Linked DNA regions of Homo sapiens: all the other regions are linked to region 2. The links are chromatin contacts, found by Hi-C or POLR2A ChIA-PET in ENCODE. All regions are on one chromosome and are shown on one strand. Each heading gives the region's core, a stretch centred on a gene start or an enhancer-like site at or near the end of the contact. The rest is flanking DNA. Distances are from core to core; before and after follow the strand shown. Region 1 has its middle 45 kb from the start of LINC02543. Region 2 has its middle 52 kb from the start of DTNBP1. Region 3 has its middle 110 kb from the start of LINC02543.

The links. A loop is a pair of places that touch in the nucleus more often than their neighbours do. ChIA-PET counts read pairs that join two places held with the same protein, here RNA polymerase II (POLR2A). Pooled maps may share reads with other maps.
Region 1: a loop to region 2 is called in a map of Right ventricle myocardium inferior, with 2.1 times the contacts of the local background. The contact joins two enhancer-like sites. A Hi-C loop is called at or near these places in 1 of 168 maps with a recorded cell type or tissue (Right ventricle myocardium inferior) and 1 of 50 pooled maps. POLR2A ChIA-PET finds 5 or more read pairs at or near these places in 1 of 52 experiments (H1).
Region 3: a pooled map shows a loop between it and region 2 (16-fold over the local background). The contact joins two enhancer-like sites. A Hi-C loop is called at or near these places in 5 of 50 pooled maps. POLR2A ChIA-PET finds 5 or more read pairs at or near these places in 2 of 52 experiments (GM12878 and activated T-cell).

Annotation. Positions count from the first base shown.
Region 1 is chr6:15,948,103-15,950,829 of GRCh38, reverse strand. No RefSeq gene overlaps it. Among named protein-coding and RNA genes, the nearest start is that of LINC02543, 45 kb to the left of the region's middle. Within about 2 kb of position 1,374, at least 3 of the 41 ENCODE cell types and tissues checked have a DNase peak (open chromatin) inside an H3K27ac peak, as active enhancers do.
Region 2 is chr6:15,714,022-15,716,792 of GRCh38, reverse strand. No RefSeq gene overlaps it. Among named protein-coding and RNA genes, the nearest start is that of DTNBP1, 52 kb to the right of the region's middle. Within about 2 kb of position 1,517, at least 2 of the 41 ENCODE cell types and tissues checked have a DNase peak (open chromatin) inside an H3K27ac peak, as active enhancers do.
Region 3 is chr6:15,878,626-15,881,679 of GRCh38, reverse strand. No RefSeq gene overlaps it. Among named protein-coding and RNA genes, the nearest start is that of LINC02543, 110 kb to the left of the region's middle. RefSeq lists an enhancer at 1,373-1,422. Within about 2 kb of position 1,544, at least 7 of the 41 ENCODE cell types and tissues checked have a DNase peak (open chromatin) inside an H3K27ac peak, as active enhancers do.

The sequences.
Region 1 (2,727 bases), core at 125-2,624, 230 kb before region 2:
CAAAGCCTAACATATAGGCATGCCCCATTAGTGTTGTGTTATTATCAATTATAGTTATTTGGCTTATTCAGAATACTACAGAAAAGGAGCTAGATCCTGGAACGTCTTGGAAGCCATGGAAAGGATGATGGAGAGAATCGAAGTTAGTTGTAGGGAGCAAGGTTTTTCCTAGGAGAAACTGTCCAAAAATGTGCCACCCTGAGTACCTCTGTCTTAATCAGTTTTATATTGCTGTGAAGGAATACCTGAGACTGGGGAATTTGTGAAAAAGAGATTGACTTGGTTTACAGTTCTGCGGGCTGTACAAGAAACAGGTGCCAGCATCTGCTCCTGGTGAAGGCCCCAGGCTGCTTTCACTCATCGTGGAAGGTGAACAGGAGCCAGAGCTGGCTTGTGCAGAGATCATATGGTGAGAGAGGAAGCAAGGGAGAGCCAGGGGCTGGGGTAGGCTTTTTTTTTTTTTTTTTTTTTTAATAACCAGCTGCCGAGGGAACTAACAGAGCAAGAACTCACTACCTTGAGAACAGCACCAAGTCATTCATAAGGGATCCACACCTTGACCCAAACACCTCCTGTTAGGCCCCACCTCCAACAATGGGGATCAAATTTCAACATGAGGTTTGGAGGGGAAAAATATTCCAAGTATAGCATCCTCCCAGCAAGTGCATAAAATTCAATATGTGCAAAGCAAATGCATGATCTTTTTTATTCTTTTGGTGTCTGTTCCCACTGATCATCCTACTTGTAATGTACTTAAAACAGTGCATGGAACATAGAAAGCTGTCAGTAAATCAGCTGCTATGGTTGGGGTGGTGGTTGCTTTTAATATTAATATTAATAACTAGGATCATCCCTAGTCTGGCTAAGAAATAACACCCAACAATAAAGAGCAAATTAGATGATATGGGTGAAAGTGCTTTGCAAATAGGAAGCATTTTACAAAGATAAGGTATTATTATCTCCCTGCCTCAGTGAAAGTGATTAATTAGACAAATATTTGTAAAGTACAAACCACATGCTCTATTTTGTGCAGAAGAAATTGACGTGATCAGTGTTACCTTATCTGAACTTGATTCTAACAGACTCTTTCAGTCTAGAGAAGAATGACTGGCAGCAGCTTTCCTCAAGGCTGAGAGATTTTAACCTGCCTGGAGTTTGTGACGTCTGTTGTGATCCCGACAATTAACCATTGTAATGTTCACTGAATCAGGCAGTTGACACGGCCCTCTTCTTAACAGCCTGTTTAAATATTTAGAAAGGAGAACAATGAAACCTGAGAAGTGTGAGGACCTGCTTGGTTTATGATCAGCCCAATGTAAACATGAGTCTGGTGCAGGAGAGCCCCAGGAGGCAGGTCTCCAAGGTCCCCCAGCCTATGGGACGACTCCAGGCTCAGCTTTGCACCAAGCAGACACTTGACACTATGCCAGACGCTATCTAGGCAGCTCCTTAAGCTGAGTAATGAGACTTGGTTTTTTGGGGACCTTTAATTACCAGTTTAATGTACAAACACATTTCTCTCCAGAGATGTTCATTCAGGCACAGGCTTTGTTCAAAAGGAAAAGCAAGTTGCTTCCTTTCCCTGGCTGAGAAGACACGGATCCAGGGTGATATTTATCTAGGATTGGTGAAACCCACCCTCCTCCAGCTCTGACACACTCACAGAGTACTCACATTCTTACTCTCTCACCCAAGAACTCATTAAGTCTCTGATAATGTCTGCGGGGTGACTCTCCCCTTGTTTCATCTTTATTCTACCTATATGATGTAAATAATAACTGTGTTTAGAACATTGTTCGGGGCACTATGATGATTTACAAAGCAAGAAAACATGGATTCATCACTTTCCAGGAGCACGGGGTCTAATATAGAAAGTGAAAAAAAGTCTAATATAGGAAGAAGTAACGTAGTCCAACTGCCTGAACATGTTTCTATTTGTTCTTAAAAGGTTTTCTTGCAAAAGATAATGGAAAGGGGCAGAAATAATCATACTACTAGTAGTTATCATTGATTGCATACCATTTTCCAGATACTGTGCTGGGTCTTCTTCCTAAAGTCTCTTTAAATCCTCACAAAGACCCACAGAGTAGGAGCTATTTATCACCATTCCCATTCAGTGATAGTTTTCCTAAGATGAGTTAGTAAGTGGTGGAGCTGGACTGTAACCCTAATGGGAAGACTTTATCTCTATGCTCTACTCTCTCAGTTTCTTGACATATATTCATTAGTTCATTTGACAAACTTTTGAATGAAATTTGAATGTGTCAAAGCATTAGGGCTAAAATATGAGAAAAGGCAAAATTTTAAAAATACACGGGCCGTGGTGGCACACACCTGTAATCCCAGTACTTTGGGAGGCCAACGTGGGTGGATCATCTGAAGTCAAGAGTTCAACACCAGCCTGGCCAACATGGTGAAACCCTGTTTCTACCAAAAATATAAAAATTAGCCGAGTGGTAGTAGTGCCTACCTGTAATCCTAGCTACTCGGGAGGCTGAGGCAGGAGAATCGCTTGAGCCTGGGAGGTGGAGGTTTCAGTGAGCCGAGATCATGCTGCTGCACTTCAGTCTGGGTGACAGATTGAGACTCTGTCTCAAAAAAAAAAAAAAAAAGAAAAGAAAAGAAAAGAAAAAAAAGCTAGTCCTGCTCTTTTGGAGCTTCCGTTACCCACACACTACATCTGCTACCCCCATGTGGTGGCCCTGGTGGTGCATTGCTCAGTCTCAC
Region 2 (2,771 bases), core at 268-2,767:
CACACACACACACACATGGAATTTTACTAAGGTAACAGGCCCCATAATTTCATGAAATTTATTCGCCACCTTCTGACACACAGGATTTTCCGAGGCACCTAGTCTGCATGTTGCTTCCTGTTTCCAAGTTTATCAGTACAATGTCATTAGCTATAGTGAACCAGCTCCACATTCTGTGGACTGAATTTGAGATAAAGTCAGAAAACGGGCATAACCCTAAGGCATTGTGGTGAAAGGATATTGTTTACTCTGCCAGATGAAAACAAACTCCCTATGTCCCCCACTTACAGGGATAGAGAGAAAAAGCAAAGATACTCAGTGGGGATTCAAGATTCAGGATATTCTGAGTAAACTGGGTTGGATAACAAAGGCTGGTATATATGTTTGAAAACTGGTAAGAATGATTATTCGGATTTGGCTTAAGTTATTTAACTTGGTTTTATTTTTAAACCAGCAAACGGGAGTGCAAAGAACAAAATTTTAAAATTTGCCAAAAGTTGGTAGTCTCAGTAGTCCTCATGAAGTAAGGATTTTGATCTTCCATTTATACTGTCTTACTCTCTTGGAGACATGGAGGAATACATTTGTATTCAAGTGTCCATCTCATTAATATGGATATATTAGAGGAATATAAGAAAATTCCTATGTTCCGCAATTACACACTGCTGCATTCTATTTTTGAATTAGGTAACTGGGTCTTCTCGTGGTTTCACTGAGGCATGCCTGGCCATGGCCTACATGAATCATCTATGTCTTCCCATTCAAATTCTCCAGGCCCACTCTCCCGCAAGTCAGTGCTTCAACTTTCTCCTAAGAGACCAGCTGAGGATGTGAATTCAACTCTTTTTAATTCAGAAATTTTGGAGATCAAACTGTGCATTTTGTATTTGACTTTCTCCACATTTCAACAGCAAAAGATAAGATATTCTTATAATGATCCCAAGGAAGCCTCTGGATTTTAGCACATACTTTGAACTGAGAACTTAGGAATTTGTGTAGGTTTTTCTTTTTATTGAAGCTATCCATTACAATTAGGAGAAGCCATCTCATCCCACAGTCATTGAACTCCCTGTGTCCTTCGTATTATTCAATAGAATTGATCTCTTAGTTCCCCAAAGCTTGGCCTTCAATGGGCAATTCAGTCTAGGTGCACACAGGTGACAATTTGATTAACTGGTTCTCTAGATCATGACAAGAACCCTTAATCACACCAGCTGCATTGTCTTTGCCTTCAACCTCAATCAGGCCAGATAACAACAGTCCCATATTTCCGTATACATCCCATGTTTCTCTAAGGCCCTGTGGTCTGCAACCAATCCATTTCTGGTTCTAATTCCTGGATCATTTAGAGTTCTTAATTTCAAAAACTAGAAAAAAACTTTGTCTGATTGAAGCAGACAATGAATTTATGAATGACTATCACGTGGCTCACAGAATCGCTAAGAAGGCTGATGAGTCAAGTGTGTGGCTCGGCAGCCAGGAAAAGTACTCATTCAGAGACAGTTGCATAGGCAACAATCTAACTGGACACTGGGCTCTTCCAGCCCCTCTGGCACTGCTACTACCAAAGCTTGATCATTCTGCTGCCTTTGATACTGAGACACTGGAGAGTTTCTTATGGTTCCCTGACTTCATGACTTCATTTCATGAGTGGAATCCATGACTCACACCTGTAAGGAGAGGAGACTGAGTAAGCAAGTACCTGAGCCTTCTGTTTCTGTAGTGGAAGGTACATTCTGTATTTCACTGACACAAGGTGGGAAAATCCAAACATAGGAAAAGGTTTCATACTGGACGGCCATAAAGAAGGACAAGTGTTCACCTTGCCTTCTAATAAGCCAAAACAGGGAGAGAGGTTCAGGTTCCTTTGCCTTCCCAATAAGGAGACAAAATCACAACCAGTGAGAAGACAAATATGGCACACATCCTGGAGGTCACTGAAACACTTTTACAACTCTGCCTGTTTCCTGGGTCTCACTTTGAATTTCAGTATTCTGAATTTGCTGCATTAACTTTAGTAGTCAATTCGTATCTCTTCACTAGGAACTTGTCATAACACAAGAACTTCTTTGCTTTCTTCCCTTTGGGTCCCATCTTCTGCTAACCTATTAAATATTCATATTTCACACTGATTATTTTTTAACCAAAGCCTTGTCCTTCTCATACTCAATAACAATTTCATTTAATCAGTGCTTATTGAGCACTCACACACCCTAGGTGGGTGATGTGCTAGACTTTGAGGACACAAAGACACATTCTAAAAGGAAGGAAGTCCCATAACAAATCAGGGCAATTGATGATTCAAAAAATGTAAGTGTTCAGATCCTTGAGAGAAACATCTCACATTTAAAATATCTATATCTGAAAACAAACAAAAAACAAAACAAAAGAACTAACAACTCCAGTGAACTCCCCTTACACTTAGAATAAGCCCAAACTCCTAACCCTGCTGGGCCTGTAAAGCCCTATCTGACTGGGCCCAGCCTTTCACACTGACCTCATCTCCCACTGCACTCTTGCGCTCACTGTGATCCAGCCCTATCAGCCTTCTTTCCAATGGAGAGACCACGTTCATGTCCAGCTAAGTGTCTGCACTTGATTTTACCCATTCTCCACAGTCTTCCCACGACAGCTTCTCAGACAGGTCATCCCTGACCACCCTATCAAAAATAGCCACTCTCTTCCCAGTCACTCCCTCTCATCACTCATATTCCCATTATGTTGTATATTTACCACCTTCCTTCCCACCAAGAGCATGTGCTACCAGAGAG
Region 3 (3,054 bases), core at 295-2,794, 160 kb before region 2:
GCAGCTAGAGCGGAGCATGACTGTGGAACGACCCTGAGTTGGAAGACAGCTGCTGTGAGCAGAGTGGGAGAAAGAGAGGGGTACTCCTTTTTGGGGGCTGCTGCTGCAAGACACCAAGAACTAACTGGGCAACTTAAAACATCAGAAATGTATTCTCTCACAGTCCTGGAGGCTGGGAGTCTGAAATCAAGGTGTCAGCAGAGCCATCCTCTCTCTGATGGCTCTAGGAATGGAGCCTTCCATGCCTCTTCCAGTTCCTCATGTTTGCTGGCTATCCCTGGTGTTCCTGGGCTTGTAGAGGCATCACCCCAGCCACATGGCCGTCTTCTTCCTGTGTGTCATCACATCCTCTTTCCTCTGCACATCTGCCTCTGCGTCTCTGCTCCTCTTCTTAAACCAGTCTAAATTAGTTCAACCATTGTGGAAAGCAGTGTGGTGGTTCCTCAAAGAACTAAAAACAGAACTACCATTTGACCCAGCCATCCCATTATTGGATCTATACCCGAGGGAATATAAATCATTCTACCATAAAGACACATGCACGCATGTGTTCATTGCAGCACTATTCACAATAGCAAAGATACGGAATCAACCTAAATGCCCATCAACGGTGGACTGAATAAATAAAATGTGGCACATATACACCATGGAATACTATGCAGCCATAAGAAGAGAATAATATTATGTCCTTTGCAGGAACATGGATAGAGCTGGAGGCCTTATCCTAAGGGAACTAACGCAGGAACAGAAAACCAAATACTTCATGTTCTCACTTATAAGTGTGAGCTAAATAATGAGGACACAGAGATACAAAGAGGGGAACAACAGACACTGAGGCCCCCTTGAGGGAGGAGGGTAGCAGGAGGGAGAGGTTCAGAAAAAAAAAAACAGGTACTATGCTTAGTACCTGGGTGATGCAATAATATATACCAAACCCCCACGACATGAGTTTACCCATAAAACAAACCTGTATGTGTACCCCTGAACATAAAAGTTAAAAAAAAGAAAAGAACACCAGTCATATGGGATTAGGGCTCACCCACATGTCCTCATATTAACTTGATTACCCCTGTAAAGACCCTATCTCTAAATAAGGTCACATGCTAAGATACTGAGGGTTGGAGCTTCAGCTTGTACCAAGAGCAGGTTGGGAGAAACCTGGGTGGGTAAAGAGGTGGGAAAACCAAAACCAGAAGAGGGAATGGAGAGGCTGCCAAATCTCTTCAATCCACCCTACAGTGGTGTGCAGAGTCGCCTGGACTCATCTCATTAGGACAGAATGAGAATCTCACTTTATACACCACAAAACACCACAGAGCCCAATTGTTCGCCTTTAGACTGTTGTGCAGATGCAGCTCCAGCACATGGGGCACACAATTTAAAGCACAAAGCAAGACAGACTTTCTCTGTTATTAACAGAAGTCTCTGGAAAGAGCTACTCTTGATGTGACGAACTCACAGAGGTGAAAATGTCCTTCTAGGGCGATGGCTCAGCAGAGGCTGGCGATCGGCCAGGAAAGCACATCTGGTGCCGCTCAACCGGATGCCCTGGGTGGGTGATATTTACAGTAAAATACAGCAGCTCTAATGAAATTTCCACAGTGGTTACTTGGCAAATTGATGGTTTTGTTGAGATAAGGAGAAAGATGGGACGAGGGGGGAAAGGGGGAGAGCCAAACTGAGAAAAACACACACACACACACACACACACAGACCATTTTAGTCATTAGGAAAGAAAGTTGTGAGCATACCAGTCAGGGCACTTGTGATTTAAGTCAGAAAACGGTTTTGATTTAAGTTGGAATTCAGCTTTGAGGGCATGGGATGACCTGGCCTTATAATCCCATAGATTTGAAAGTGATTGCGGATTTATAGACACTCACTGCACACATAGCCTGAGAGCACAGACTCTGCTTTCAAGGGGCGTGTGATGTTTTAAAGAAAGTTCAAAGTGCTGCTAGAAATGTGTCTAAAACAGACAAGTGACTCTGAGGACACATTCATTTTTTATTGAGAGTCCGGCTAAACATGTAGTTGTGACAAGATGTTAAAAACCGTTATTTAATCATGTGTTCCCTCCCTTATGTTCATGCTGGGAACATGCCTGGGTGAAATCATGGAAACACCACACCCAAGATTCTGTTGTTAAAGCACTGATGACTTCTGACCCAATCATAAAGTTGACAGCAAAACCAGCTTATTTTTCAGAGTTCAAAAGAACAATCCTGTAATCTGTAAGATGTTTGAGAAAAAGTCCTAGTCTTAATGTTCTTTTTCTTTAAGCTCTTTGTGGAAGTAAGCTGGTTATAACTAATAGAGAAATAAAGAACAACTCATAACTCTTCCCCTAAATACTGATTCCAGTGACTTCCATGCTGAAAGAGCATCCACGGGTTTAAAAACTCTGTTCAAGGAACAGTGCCAGGTACCAAGGATACAGGAGGTATAACACAGACCCTAACACAGACTCCAATTGCAAGGGATCTGCACTTCATTTATCCATTCATCCTTCACCAATCCATTCAAACAGCCAACGTTTGTTGAAGATTTGCCATGTGCCACCTTTCTTTCACCAGGGAGATGGAGGTCCAGAAGGAAAATCTTTCCCGTCAAGGAGGCTCAGAGTCTATTGGGAAGAAAAACAGGTAACAATTATGCTGCTTCTTCAGAACCAGGTCTACAGGTGACCACCAAGAACTGTGGTCTGTGAGTAACTACTAAGGAAGGAGAAAGCACTTGTGGAAAAGCCAGCCTCAGTATTAAGGCAGACTCTGTGGAGGGCCAGATGAATGGCGAGGACTGTAAGTGTTCTCAGAGACAGAAGAGGGGGGTATTCAGCACATCTAGAATATTAATATATTGAGCTTCCAAGTATATTGGAGAAGAAAATAGAAAATTTAAAGGAATTTTATAACTACACTTTATGGGTAAATATTCCATTTCTCTCATTTTTCCCTACAATCACAACTGTATCAAATATAGTTCCCTAGACCGTGCATGGTGGCTCATGCCTGTAATCCCAGCACTTTGGGAGGCCGAGGCAGGTGGAATGCT